3 separate regions of the Homo sapiens genome follow, and regions 1 and 3 are each linked to region 2. A link is a contact called in ENCODE Hi-C or POLR2A ChIA-PET data. All regions are on one chromosome and are shown on one strand. The core of a region is the stretch at or near the end of the contact, and the rest is flanking DNA. Distances in the headings are between cores, read along the strand shown. Region 1 holds the start of JUN (Jun proto-oncogene, AP-1 transcription factor subunit). Region 2 holds the start of NFIA (nuclear factor I A). Region 3 holds the start of PGM1 (phosphoglucomutase 1).

Region 1 (4,520 bases), core at 1,198-3,697, 2.3 Mb after region 2:
ACAAGAGCTCTGAACGGAGTTACAGTCAGAGGATCAGGCAAGAAAATTTCTTCTATGCCACAAGCGCTATTTCCTCTGCAGATAACTAATACTCCACAAGAAAGTTTGCCAGAGTAGAGAAAATACAAAGGAATGTAACACAGACCTGAGGTCAATTTCCAGCTGCCTGTGTGACCTCAACAAAGATACTTAACCTCTCTGGGCCTATTTCCTCACATGTTAAATCTGGATAATAATATATGTCTCTCAAGACAGTTGTGGGGAGAAAACAGCGTATTTAAATTGCTTAGGAGAATGCCTGGCAGATAATAAGTGTTTAATACATGAAACTGATTTTTATTACTGTTATTAAAAAATATTTAGAACACCAACTCCCTGAATACAACAGAAAATGATTCAGGGCAACAGACAGAGGAGAATGTTCTCTCCTTGAGGAAGCAACTGGATCTTGTCATCACTGTATACCTACCTACCCCACCCCCTCCCCAGCTCAGTGCCTGGCTCACAGTAGGCTTTCAGTTACCCTCTGCAGATCAGTGAAAGCTAGGTGAGTGCCCGGAGTGAAGAAAAGTTGGCAGGTTTCCCACTGATACCAGCTGCTGTTGGTTTCTGAACACTCAAAGCCGCAAATACCTTAGGGCTGGGGGCAATGAACCCAAGGCTGAATTCCAAGTTCAGAAGCAGCGAAGTCTGAATTTAGAACCTAGGAACTTAAACTGCTGCAGGTCCAACTTCAAGCCCCAGTTTTAGACAGAGGCTTGGGAAAGATCTGACTTCTAACCCGGTTCCCCCTCCCCTCCTCCCCTCGATGCTTCTCACAGGAAAGTACACCTGGTCCTGCCAAATCGCACTCTTATATCCTGGCATCCTATCCAGGCTCTGCGAGGATGGAAACTGCGAGGCAGGGGAGGGAAGCGGGCTGTTTGGCCACCACCTCCCTAGTGCTGCAGGCGACCCTGTCACACTAACTCCTGGCAGCCCAGTGAGGTGGACGGCACCGGCCCCACCTGCAGATGAGGGAAATGAAGCTCGGAGGAGTTCCGTGATTTGCTTGCTTCACACTGTGGTAGCCTGGCCACGAAAGAACCAGGATTCCCGACTTCGGGATTCTTTCCACCACACACTTTCGTCCCTAAGGGGTGGGGGGCGGGGGGAGAATAAAATAACCGCGGAAAAGGAACCACTTACATGTGTCTAGCGCTTCCTAGAGGCTACCCAGGATATGCGCCCACCACCCGGCCGGGAGTGCAGAGATTTGAAGTCCAGGTTCTACCCCGGGCTCCGAGTACTACTGCGTGACTTTATGCGAGTGTCCGCCGCCTTCTGGGCTTGTTTTCCCGGAAGCAACTCGGCGCGGATGGAGTGTGTGTGTGCGCGCGCGCGCGCGTTATGTTGTGCGTGTTGTGTTAAGCGTGTGCGTGTTGTCCGGGGGCGGGAGGGGGAGTAGACTAACACCGGGGTTCCCCGAGTTTCGGATCGCCTACACGCTTGTTCCCATCTGGACCCTGTTACCCACCAATTGCGCCCACTATAAAAACTGCCCCTCCGAGGCAAAGCTGTGAACCCCCGCGCCCTTTCCCCCACGGTCCCGGAGGATGAAGTGGGGTGCAACGGAGACTCAGCTGAGCGTCCAGTTTCGGGCAATACAAATCTCTCGGCTTCTACGAGCAGCCAGACGACCCCGCGGACCGTCGCTCCTGAACTTGACCGAGATGCAAACTTCGGAGTGTTCTCAACGTGGGGGGCCGACTCTCGGGAGACCGCCCCTAAACTTAAGTCCCCTTAGGCTCGCCCCCACCTGGGACTTCACAGAGCCACCTTAAGGGCGGTATTCCCGCCCCCCCGGAAGTGCGGGGGGGTGGCAGCGTACTTGGATTCTCAGCCTCCAGCCCCGCGCGGTGGCGGCCGCCGGTGGATGACTTCGGGCCCCACAAGTGGGGAAACAACAACCACCCCTCGCCCGCACCCCTGGCCCAAAACAACTGGCCAGGTTCCCTGGCCTCCCGGGTCCCTGCATCCCCCGCATCCCCGTCCGCAGCCGTGAACTTGAGCCCCCCTCCATCAGAGGTTGCGAGCGTCCGCCCGCTCGCGGCAGCCACCGTCACTAGACAGTCAAACCCCAAGACGTCAGCCCACAATGCACCGGGCGGGCCGGGAAAAACGGCCCGGGGAGGGGACCGGGGAAGAGAGGGCCGAGAGGCGTGCGGCAGGGGGGAGGGTAGGAGAAAGAAGGGCCCGACTGTAGGAGGGCAGCGGAGCATTACCTCATCCCGTGAGCCTCCGCGGGCCCAGAGAAGAATCTTCTAGGGTGGAGTCTCCATGGTGACGGGCGGGCCCGCCCCCCTGAGAGCGACGCGAGCCAATGGGAAGGCCTTGGGGTGACATCATGGGCTATTTTTAGGGGTTGACTGGTAGCAGATAAGTGTTGAGCTCGGGCTGGATAAGGGCTCAGAGTTGCACTGAGTGTGGCTGAAGCAGCGAGGCGGGAGTGGAGGTGCGCGGAGTCAGGCAGACAGACAGACACAGCCAGCCAGCCAGGTCGGCAGTATAGTCCGAACTGCAAATCTTATTTTCTTTTCACCTTCTCTCTAACTGCCCAGAGCTAGCGCCTGTGGCTCCCGGGCTGGTGTTTCGGGAGTGTCCAGAGAGCCTGGTCTCCAGCCGCCCCCGGGAGGAGAGCCCTGCTGCCCAGGCGCTGTTGACAGCGGCGGAAAGCAGCGGTACCCACGCGCCCGCCGGGGGAAGTCGGCGAGCGGCTGCAGCAGCAAAGAACTTTCCCGGCTGGGAGGACCGGAGACAAGTGGCAGAGTCCCGGAGCCAACTTTTGCAAGCCTTTCCTGCGTCTTAGGCTTCTCCACGGCGGTAAAGACCAGAAGGCGGCGGAGAGCCACGCAAGAGAAGAAGGACGTGCGCTCAGCTTCGCTCGCACCGGTTGTTGAACTTGGGCGAGCGCGAGCCGCGGCTGCCGGGCGCCCCCTCCCCCTAGCAGCGGAGGAGGGGACAAGTCGTCGGAGTCCGGGCGGCCAAGACCCGCCGCCGGCCGGCCACTGCAGGGTCCGCACTGATCCGCTCCGCGGGGAGAGCCGCTGCTCTGGGAAGTGAGTTCGCCTGCGGACTCCGAGGAACCGCTGCGCACGAAGAGCGCTCAGTGAGTGACCGCGACTTTTCAAAGCCGGGTAGCGCGCGCGAGTCGACAAGTAAGAGTGCGGGAGGCATCTTAATTAACCCTGCGCTCCCTGGAGCGAGCTGGTGAGGAGGGCGCAGCGGGGACGACAGCCAGCGGGTGCGTGCGCTCTTAGAGAAACTTTCCCTGTCAAAGGCTCCGGGGGGCGCGGGTGTCCCCCGCTTGCCACAGCCCTGTTGCGGCCCCGAAACTTGTGCGCGCAGCCCAAACTAACCTCACGTGAAGTGACGGACTGTTCTATGACTGCAAAGATGGAAACGACCTTCTATGACGATGCCCTCAACGCCTCGTTCCTCCCGTCCGAGAGCGGACCTTATGGCTACAGTAACCCCAAGATCCTGAAACAGAGCATGACCCTGAACCTGGCCGACCCAGTGGGGAGCCTGAAGCCGCACCTCCGCGCCAAGAACTCGGACCTCCTCACCTCGCCCGACGTGGGGCTGCTCAAGCTGGCGTCGCCCGAGCTGGAGCGCCTGATAATCCAGTCCAGCAACGGGCACATCACCACCACGCCGACCCCCACCCAGTTCCTGTGCCCCAAGAACGTGACAGATGAGCAGGAGGGCTTCGCCGAGGGCTTCGTGCGCGCCCTGGCCGAACTGCACAGCCAGAACACGCTGCCCAGCGTCACGTCGGCGGCGCAGCCGGTCAACGGGGCAGGCATGGTGGCTCCCGCGGTAGCCTCGGTGGCAGGGGGCAGCGGCAGCGGCGGCTTCAGCGCCAGCCTGCACAGCGAGCCGCCGGTCTACGCAAACCTCAGCAACTTCAACCCAGGCGCGCTGAGCAGCGGCGGCGGGGCGCCCTCCTACGGCGCGGCCGGCCTGGCCTTTCCCGCGCAACCCCAGCAGCAGCAGCAGCCGCCGCACCACCTGCCCCAGCAGATGCCCGTGCAGCACCCGCGGCTGCAGGCCCTGAAGGAGGAGCCTCAGACAGTGCCCGAGATGCCCGGCGAGACACCGCCCCTGTCCCCCATCGACATGGAGTCCCAGGAGCGGATCAAGGCGGAGAGGAAGCGCATGAGGAACCGCATCGCTGCCTCCAAGTGCCGAAAAAGGAAGCTGGAGAGAATCGCCCGGCTGGAGGAAAAAGTGAAAACCTTGAAAGCTCAGAACTCGGAGCTGGCGTCCACGGCCAACATGCTCAGGGAACAGGTGGCACAGCTTAAACAGAAAGTCATGAACCACGTTAACAGTGGGTGCCAACTCATGCTAACGCAGCAGTTGCAAACATTTTGAAGAGAGACCGTCGGGGGCTGAGGGGCAACGAAGAAAAAAAATAACACAGAGAGACAGACTTGAGAACTTGACAAGTTGCGACGGAGAGAAAAAAGAAGTGT
Region 2 (4,458 bases), core at 581-3,080:
TATTAATGCTAGGCCTAAATCCCAAACAGACCATTTCAACATAAAAGATGCGTTTAAGAGTCTTCTGAGATCAAATACCCGGTATTATTACTGTTAGATATTGCAATAAGAAGGGATGTCATGTGGGAAATAAATCCAGAATCTAGAGAGGAGAGCGAAAACTACTGATACTTTTTAGCCTTCCAGAAACTATTCCGGTTAAACCGTTATCTCCTACTAAATGAAGGCAAGAAGTGGTAGGTTTTTTAAGGGAGAGGTGAATAAACATTTTATGTGAAGCATATAACTTCATGTAGGTGATTAATGGTCAGATCCTAATGTACCAAAGCAGTATGAAATCTCACGCTTAAAAAAAAAATAGCGCAAAACCACTTTGACTTCAAGCCTTTTAGTCAAGGAAAACAAATAACATATTCAAAGGGGACCGGATTTGAAGTCTCGAAGTAGCAATATTTTGCCTGGGGGTGGGTAGACAAGGGAGGAATGGACAGGGGGGCACGGAAAGGAGAGGCGGTGGGGCGCAAGAGCCCCATGCTCTGAGTTGAGTCGGAGGGGAAAAGTTGCCCCCGTCCTGCGCGCGGAGCGGCCGGAGTCGCGCGGTGGCGGTGGTGGTGGTGGCGGCGGCGGCGGCGGGGGGAGCCGTGTCCGGCCCGGGCCGCCGCTCCGGCTCCCGGCTAGGAGCCCAACTCTGCCCGGCGCTACCCGGCCCGCGGCCCGCGGCCTCCGGCGTTCGGCGCCCTGCACAACGTGGGCTCGTCTCGGCCCCGAAACTTTCACTCCGGGAGAGCCAACGGGCCACCGGCGCGCGGCGAGGACGCAGGCTCCACCCGGCCGGCGCGGGGGAACGCGCGTCCACGTAGCCCCGCTCAGCCGAGGGCTAGCCGCAGCCTGCCCGCGTCCGAGGGGCGCTGTCCGGGCCGGGGCCGGGACGGGAGCCCGCGTCCTTTCCGCGGCCGGACCCCGAAGGCTGACAAACAATAAACAAAAGTAAGAGTTCGGGAAGACGGCGGGGGGCTGCGGCAGCGCAGGCTGCGGGGAGCGGGCCGTTGGGCGCAGGCACCCGAGGTCTCCCCGCACCCGAGGACTGCAGCCGGCCCGAGCGTGCGGGGTGAGCGGTGGGCTCCGTCGGCGGCCCCCTCCCCGGGCGCTGCGGCACTACGGAATCCCTGCTCCCGGCAGCAGAAACGCTGAGCCAGATTTCTGCGTGTCATGGACTGCAACCCCGCCGAAACACGTGCGGGGTGTCCGAAAACACTGCTGTTCCGCAGTCCGTCGCCCCGATATTAATTAACGCATTAATAAGAGGGCGCCATTAGCCATGTGCCCACACAAATGGCCGTGCAAGAGGAATGCACCCGCATGGAAACAAAGTTACTTTCTTTAAGCGGGATCCCCCCCCCCACCCGCGGGCACACGCGCGCACACACACAGAAACACGCGCAGACACAGACACACACCGAGACGCACGCCCTGGGCCCGGCCGGAGCGACGGCCCCGGTGCCCCCCACCCAGCCCCAGCCCTGCCCCCGGCGCCCCGGCCCCCAAGCCCTCCGCATCCACGCCGCGGCTTACCTGGGTGAGACAGAGCGGAGAATACATAACTGCCGGGCGCTGGGGTATGCGTGTGCGTCTGGGTGTGCGGTTTGGAGGTGTGCGTGAGTGTGGGTGAGAGAGGAGAAAGAGGGAGAGAGGAAGAGAGAGAGAGAGAGAGAGAGAGAAGGGGGGAGAAAAAAAAATCAAGCCTGCTTCTTGCGTTCACATTTCCAAGTCGGCTCAACTGCAGCCAGCCAGCCAGCGCTATTGCCGCTCCATGAGCTGAACTTTAACCCCGCCTAGAGTTTCCCTACACTCCACTATACATGCCTACTGTACGCGGGTGTTAAAGGCATAGCGCACCCTTTCCCGCTCCCGCGCCGGCCCGGCCGGGTGCCCGCGAGCTGCCCGCGCGCCCGCCTCCGCCTCCGCTCTGCACCGCACCGCACAGCCGCCGCCCGCTCGCGCCGCCGCCGCGGGGGGGAGGGGGTGTGGGGGAGGGGGCGGCTGCGGCGCCGCGCGGCCAGCCGGGTCCCGAGCCTCCGCGGCCGCTCGCGCTCGCAGGCTGGCTCGCTCGCTCCCCGGCTCTCTCCGTGGCTCGCTCCTTGCTCGCTCGCTTGCTCGCTCTCCCGCTCGCTCCCCGGCCCCCCCGCCCCCTCCCCCGATCAGCGCATTACTGGGTAACGCAGTGAGGAGCAGTTACAGTCTGTACTCCCGGGCAGCTATAGGCTGCCACAGGATGTGCTTAAGCAAACAAAACTACTTTTCCTCGTCCCCATCCCCCCACCCCCGCTGCAGACCTCCGCGGACCTCGGTGGAGGACTTGGGCAACTTTGCCAGGTTGCCCCGCACCCCCCGGGCCACCGCGTGGGCACGTAGAGAACCGAGGAGGAGGCCGGGCGGCACATTTGCATGTATGCAAATTTCTTTGAAAAATCAGACCTCCTAGGTAACTTTTTTTCCCCCACTGAAATGCGGTAAGGCTCAAAGCATTGTAATCTCTCCAGCGAAGCTTTCTGTGGGAATAGATTCGTCGGCAGAGGTAATTATGCACACAATCCTGCAAACTTTGTGCAGCTTCGGTCCTGTGGCATTCAGAAGCGGGGGTGGTGAGGAATCAGTGCCCACAGAAGATTCACCGGATTTGGGGGGCGGGGGTCTGGAGAAAAGAAGGCGGAGATTAATGAGCGTTATCCCTCCCAGGACTGTGAAACTAGTGGGTTTGAACACAGACGCCATAGAAAAAGTTCTATCACGTTCAGAAACAACAGTGGTTTAGCTGTGACATCTTTTACTTTTTAGGAGGAAAAAAATATGTGAAAGGGATGTCCCCTTAGGGAAGGGAGATATTCTGATCCACAAACGCGTGCCCAGAACTGGACATAGGCTATCATTACCGTCCCAGTTTCTGGGACACCTCTGGAAGGGTGCCTTTTAAGAATCCCTTTTTTCCCTCCCCCAGGTAATAGTTCTTAAAATGGAAAAGAGCTTCCTGCAATTATTTTAGGTTTGCTAAAGTATTGTTTTGGCAGAAAAGAGGGGGGTGGTTTTTAGGGTTTGGCAAGTTGCCAGTAAGCCTGCTTTTCCAGTTTTTTTTTTTTAACCTCATATTTTCTCTCTAGGCTCTCCTCTCTCGGAGGGGGGAAAGCCTACCTGCCTCTTCTAAGCCCCCATCCCTTATTTTACTTCTCTTCCTCATGATGGTTTGCAAAATGCTGCATTTGACAACCCTTCTCAAAATTCCAAAAGGAAAGAGGTAGGTATCATGTTGAAAGACACTGGCACACAGGGGAATCTGCCCTTCGGTGGAGGTGACATAACCAGAGAGTCTCTAAAGAGGGGACATTCCTGTAGGAAAGTGAGGGTAAGTGATGTGTTAACAAGTGAGGGTGAGTGATGTGTTAAGGCCACTCTCATTCAGACTTCTTTTCAAAGCAAGGGGCAGGAAATACTGTACTGGAGAAAGAGCAAAAGAGAACCTCTGAAATAATTCTGCATCTGTCTAAAGTTATTTTATGCTTGTACTTTAGTTACTTTATTGCCAAAATAATTCCCGAATGCTCAAGAACCATTCTCTCTCCCACCCTCCCTCCTGAACATCCTTGGAAATCTCTCAAGATTATTTACTAAGGAGTGAGGAGAAATAATGATTTCAGCCTTTAATGAGAGAGTCCATTTTCCCAAACTTAACCCACTGCTTTTCCTTGGTTCCTCTCAGATTTTAGTAGGGGAGGAATGTCCTAAAAGCCAAGCTGTGTTACAGAGACAACATCCCTGGCCACGAGAACCTTTGCTGGGATCTATAACTTCAATGCGCTCCAAGTTTCCTCGATAGAAGTTTCTGGCTGACGGTCCCAACATGTAACTGAGGCACAGTGAAAAGTTATTGTTCAGAGTGTGTACTCGGGAAGCTCTCTTCCAGAGCAGATTAAAATCTTTCTTTTGGTGTATTAAAAGATACACTTCACATCTGCCTATTTTCAAAACGGCAAAGATTCTTACTTTTGAGTCTCAAGGAAAAAAAAGATTTTTTTTAAAAAGGACTGGCATGTCGCCCTGTTTTTTTTTTTTAATGGGGGAAGTAATTTAATGCTGATATTTCTACTTTAAAAACTTCTTTTGTTGCAGCAGTGGATGTGCCCCGCGATTTCCAGCTTTCTGCGGTTAGCAATATTATCTTAAGTAACTTTTGGCGCCCTTCGTAAGACTTTTGGATATGGGACGATTGTTTGCGCCCTCTAGGCAAGGGCTGGATCCAAGTTCAGCACCAAAGCCCTTCACATCCGCTCCTGCTTTCTCTCCTATCTCCGCCAGCTCCCGCTCCCTCCCCCGCGGAGGGAGGGGGGGAGGCGGGGGAACACTACAAAGCACAGTTCCAACTACAGCCTTTGGAAACAAGACTGAGAAAAATACAGTAGAAGAGTT
Region 3 (4,313 bases), core at 1-2,500, 2.5 Mb before region 2:
CCCACATTTCCATATATCAGATTTACTGAAAAACTTTTTTTTTTTAATTTCCCCTATCCGAGTGGACCCGCCCAATCAAGTCAGTTAACTTTCCTTGGCCGGGGGCGGAACCAAGGTGTTGCGGTAATTTCCTGGCCTGCCACGACTGCTTGCTTGCGTAAGGGCGTCTTTGGGTATGTTGCCATTCTAATGAAAATTCAGCTCCAGCCCCGTCGGTGGAACAGATCCCGGGCACCACTGGGCAGAGACTAGATGTTTCAAACGCCTGCCCCCCAGCAAGCAGGCCGCGCAAAGGGCAGGAGTTCGGAACCAAGGCAAACTAGGGGGCGGGGAGAAAAGATTGGCACCCGCCTGCTGAGATCTGCCAACCTGACGCCCCAGGGGGATGGGTGCTCTCGCCACCCTTGCCCCACAGTGTCGGGCTCCGAGCCAGCGGGAAGCGCCAGTCCTAGCCGAGAATAGCAGAGGAGCGGGCGGGATGCGAGGGGGCTCTGGGCGAGGCGGCGGCAGTCTAACCTTTCCTGCTTAAGGCGACAGCACTCTGCGCCGTAATCGTATCTTCCAAGGCTGCAAGGTTAGGGCAAATGTCAGACGCCTCGGGAGGGGCGGGGGACGGGGAGAGGGAAGGCAGCGGCTAGAGACGGAGAGTCGGGCGTGACCTTGGGAGGCTCCGCGCCCGCACCTCCCGGCGCCCCGGGAGTCAGGCGAGCAGGTCTGCCGGGTCCCGTGGCCACTTTCCCCAGCCCGGCGACCTCCGTCGGGCCTCCAGGCCAGAAGAGCGAGCGCGAAGGAGAGGGAGGAGCGGGAGGTGGAAACCGAGGCGGCAGCGCGCGGAAGCGGCCGGCCCCGAGCGAGGGAGGGCGCCGCGGGCCGCACGTCGCACACGCGCCAGGGTGCACAGCGGCGCGGGGCCGCGCATCCCTTACCCCGTTGGCGGCAGCGATGCGAGCGATGAGCTGGATGGCCTCCTTCATGTAGAACCGGCCGTCCCCGCCCACCACCAGCGTGGCCTCCTGCCGCTGCGCCGGCTCCACGGTGGAGATGATACTCTGGATGAAGTTCTCCGCGTAGTTGGCGCTGCTCTGGAACACCTTCACCCGCTTCCGCAGCCCGCTCGTGCCCGGCTTCTGGTCCTGGTACGCCTGGGTCTTAACTGTCACGATCTTCACCATGGTGGCGACTTGCTGCCGGGGGTCAGAGCGGCGGACTTGGCTGGCGGAGGGGCGGCCGGCTGAGGCTGCAGCTGCTCTGGGGTGAGGGCACGGCGGGTGGGGGCTACGCCGCACTCTAGGCCGGCGTTTGGCCCTCCTCCTTAAAGGGACAGGGGACAGGGCCCTCCCTCCGCGCCAGCCCACCTCCTGGCAGGTCCGGCGGGAGGGGAAAGGGGAGCGCCGGTCTCTAGGCCTCCTGTGAAATGGGTGGAGCCTTACTGATTTACTCTCCCCTTCGGAATCCTATCCACTGTAAAAAGAGGCCCGCAACTCCTCCTCTAAGTGTTGGGGCAGAGGTTGGGGTAGGAACCCGGTCATAGGGCAAGGACGTGAGGCAGGGTGGAAAAAAGTACAGGGTAGAATGATTTCCAGTGGTTTGGCGAATGCATCGTGTGTAAATAGCTTTCTGGAAACCTGTTGGGAGGGTCAGAAGTGCCAGCCCCAGCTCGATTTCATGAGTCGTAATTCTTTCTATTTCTCCCTAAATGTGAGGGCATTTGAGTTCCGTAAAGGAGTCGACTCCAAATGTTTCCTGCTGCACCACACACTTGACTACCATTGGTGACGGTGACTTAGCTATGACTTGCTGAGTGTAGCGTTTCTAAACCTTACTAAACTCTGGGTTTTATTTTTCCCCTTTTTATGCTTACAAAACTGAAATTCAAAGAATAAAATGCCTTGTCTCATTGCCACACAGCTAAGTCCATGCGGGAGGCCAATTCAGGTGGTCTGGCTCCAAAACCAGGGCTCTTCCCATGATTTGCCCGCTGTGACACCAGGTTGGCAACTAGGAAATGTACAAGCAGGACTTGACAAATGTAGGAGCAAATATATGGTAAGGATAAGTATGAACACCATCAAAATTAGCCAGTTACTCATGTAATAGAAATAAAGTGAGGAGATCAACAAACAAGGACTGACATGGCTGGAAAAGTTTCACGGGGGATAGCAAGGTCAACCAAGGGGATTTGATTATTAAGTAGGAATCTTCAGTCTTTCTTGCTTTTCGGTTTAGTATCTCCCTTAATTTGATGAGAGTGATTGTCTCCTCTGTTCAAGAAACCTGTCATTTTGGTAAAGTGGCAAAAAACTTGGCTTTACAAGGTGTGTGCTCTTGGGAAAGTTAGTTAATGTCCGTGGGCATCAATTTCCTTACTGTAAAATAAACATATCACCTACTTTGGAATATTTTTGCAAGATTTAATGGGGTTTTGTATGTCAGAAATTCTCAGTCATGGATACACAGTAGAATCCTACTGTGACCCATGCTCACAGTAGAATTACTTGAGGTGGTTTCTAAATGACCCAGTCCAAACAAATTCAATCATAATCAGCTGTTAGAAGTAAATCATCTAGCCTGGTGCCTGAAACATAGAGGCCTTCAAAAATATTAGCTCCCCTTCCCCAATTCCAAAACCAGAGCATATCATTCACCTGTGAATTATATTCTTTTGGTAGTTAATTGGTATGTCTTGATCAAGCAGGGAGGCGAACAGACCCATAAGAGTGCAGACTCTCACAAACCAAGTGTTGATATACATGCTCATATAGTACATGCTATGTAGATACAGTGTGTTGATGTAGTCACTATAGATGAGTTTCGGTGGCAAATATTATGTGAAAACGGAACCCTGGACTGCTAGTAATGAGTTCTAATATTTGCACAGGAGTTTACAGAGCAGTGTAATCTTGTGAATTAAATAATATAATCAAGCCCATTTTATAGACGAGAGAATTGAGGATTGGATGGTGAATGTAATCAAGGTTATCTAACTCCACAAAATGAAAATATAGCATAGATTCACTGAGCCTTCAAAATACCTACCTTAGAGTTGTATGGTTTAGATAGAGAATATACAGCTCCTACCACAGTGCTAATAAGTAAGTCATCAATAAATGATAACTTGTAAAGTCACGGGCCCAAATTCAGATCTCATGCCCTTTCTATATTCTTCAGTATCTTTGGAAATATGATGGAGCTTTTCATTTAAGAGGAATTGATCTATACTTCTCTCACCCCAGAAGTTGTAACAATTAGCTTTAACTGCATAACACACCAGTCTAAATCTGAGTGGCTTAAGACAACCCCCATTCATGATTATAGTTCATGATTCTATGAGTTAACTGGCAGTTCTGCTGTTCTGGACAGGGTTACTGTGGCCCCTTATACAGACCTAACATGATCCCCATGTTCCTTGCCTCCTGATAATCATGCCTTTATGCAATCCCCTTGTATTACAGATTGAGTATCCCTTATCCGAAATGTTTGGTACCAGAAATGTTTCAGATTTTAGATTGTTCCGGATTTTGGAATGTTTGCATTACAATGGTTGTGCATCCCAAATCCAAAAATCCCAAATTCAGAATGTTCCAATGAGCACTTCCTTTGAGTGTCATGTTGGCACTCAAAAAGTTTTGGATTTTGGAGCATTTTGGGTTTGGGATTTTTGGATTTGGGATACTCAACCCGTACTTTTCTACTGCTGTATGACAAATTACCACAAACTCAACAGCTGAAAACAACACCCATTTATGATGTCACAATTCTATAGATAAGAAGTCCCAATTCTATAGATCAAAAGGTTTGGCCAGGTTCAATCCTGGTAATCACGGATATATAACAGCTTATAAACATCAAGGAGAAAGTATTTTGACCTTCATTAAATTCTTTTTAAGGCAAGCATACCTGTTTAAACTGATTTGTCTATAGCCAGTTGGTTTAATTTCATTGAATTCTTCCCAGAGCCTCAAGATAAGAACCCACCCAAGCTTGGTGCGTTCTTATCTGGAGCCTCTGGGAAGAACACCTTGATTTGAAGTCAAGAGCCAAGCTGGCTTCTTATCTGGAGGCTCTGGGAAGAATTTCTTTCAAGTGTTAAAGATAAATAAAAATAGAGGCTCCAGTTTAGATATTTTAAGTCCAACCACCCATAGCCAGGTAGCCAAAACTTAAGTCATCCTTATTTCCCTGAAACACTTGCTCTAGACATAAACAAAACACAAAATGTCCTTGACAGTGTGAGTCAATGAAATTAAACCAATCAGCTATAGACAAATCAGCTTAACAGCTCTACTCGCCTTAAAAAGAATGTAACGAAGGTC

The links. Hi-C counts contacts between places; a loop is a spot of excess contacts on that map. ChIA-PET counts read pairs that join two places held with the same protein, here RNA polymerase II (POLR2A). Pooled maps may share reads with other maps.
Region 1: a loop to region 2 is called in a map of CD8-positive, alpha-beta T cell, with 15 times the contacts of the local background. The contact joins the promoter of JUN here to the promoter of NFIA in region 2. A Hi-C loop is called at or near these places in 2 of 168 maps with a recorded cell type or tissue (CD8-positive, alpha-beta T cell and naive thymus-derived CD4-positive, alpha-beta T cell) and 7 of 50 pooled maps. POLR2A ChIA-PET finds 5 or more read pairs at or near these places in 2 of 52 experiments (AG04449 and CD4-positive, alpha-beta memory T cell).
Region 3: a pooled map shows a loop between it and region 2 (7-fold over the local background). The contact joins the promoter of PGM1 here to the promoter of NFIA in region 2. A Hi-C loop is called at or near these places in 1 of 168 maps with a recorded cell type or tissue (naive thymus-derived CD4-positive, alpha-beta T cell) and 7 of 50 pooled maps. POLR2A ChIA-PET finds 5 or more read pairs at or near these places in 2 of 52 experiments (B cell and activated naive CD4-positive, alpha-beta T cell).

The regions. Positions count from the first base shown.
Region 1 is chr1:58,781,974-58,786,493 of GRCh38, reverse strand. It overlaps JUN (Jun proto-oncogene, AP-1 transcription factor subunit), which reads left to right and starts at 2,447. Exons shown (of 1, transcript NM_002228.4): 1 at 2,447-4,520. The coding sequence starts at 3,424. The coding sequence ends at 4,419. JUN-DT (JUN divergent transcript) reads right to left here and starts at 1,343. Exons shown (of 2, transcript NR_108106.1): 1 at 1,189-1,343. RefSeq lists enhancers at 1,256-2,001, 2,228-2,487, 2,002-2,749, 4,158-4,337 and silencers at 4,008-4,087, 4,475-4,520.
Region 2 is chr1:61,079,933-61,084,390 of GRCh38, reverse strand. It overlaps NFIA (nuclear factor I A), which reads right to left and starts at 1,830. Exons shown (of 11, transcript NM_001134673.4): 1 at 1,573-1,830. The coding sequence starts at 1,599. RefSeq lists a silencer at 2,260-2,554.
Region 3 is chr1:63,590,348-63,594,660 of GRCh38, reverse strand. It overlaps PGM1 (phosphoglucomutase 1), which reads right to left and starts at 1,250. Exons shown (of 11, transcript NM_002633.3): 1 at 927-1,250. The coding sequence starts at 1,172. RefSeq lists enhancers at 214-273, 974-1,263 and a silencer at 634-933.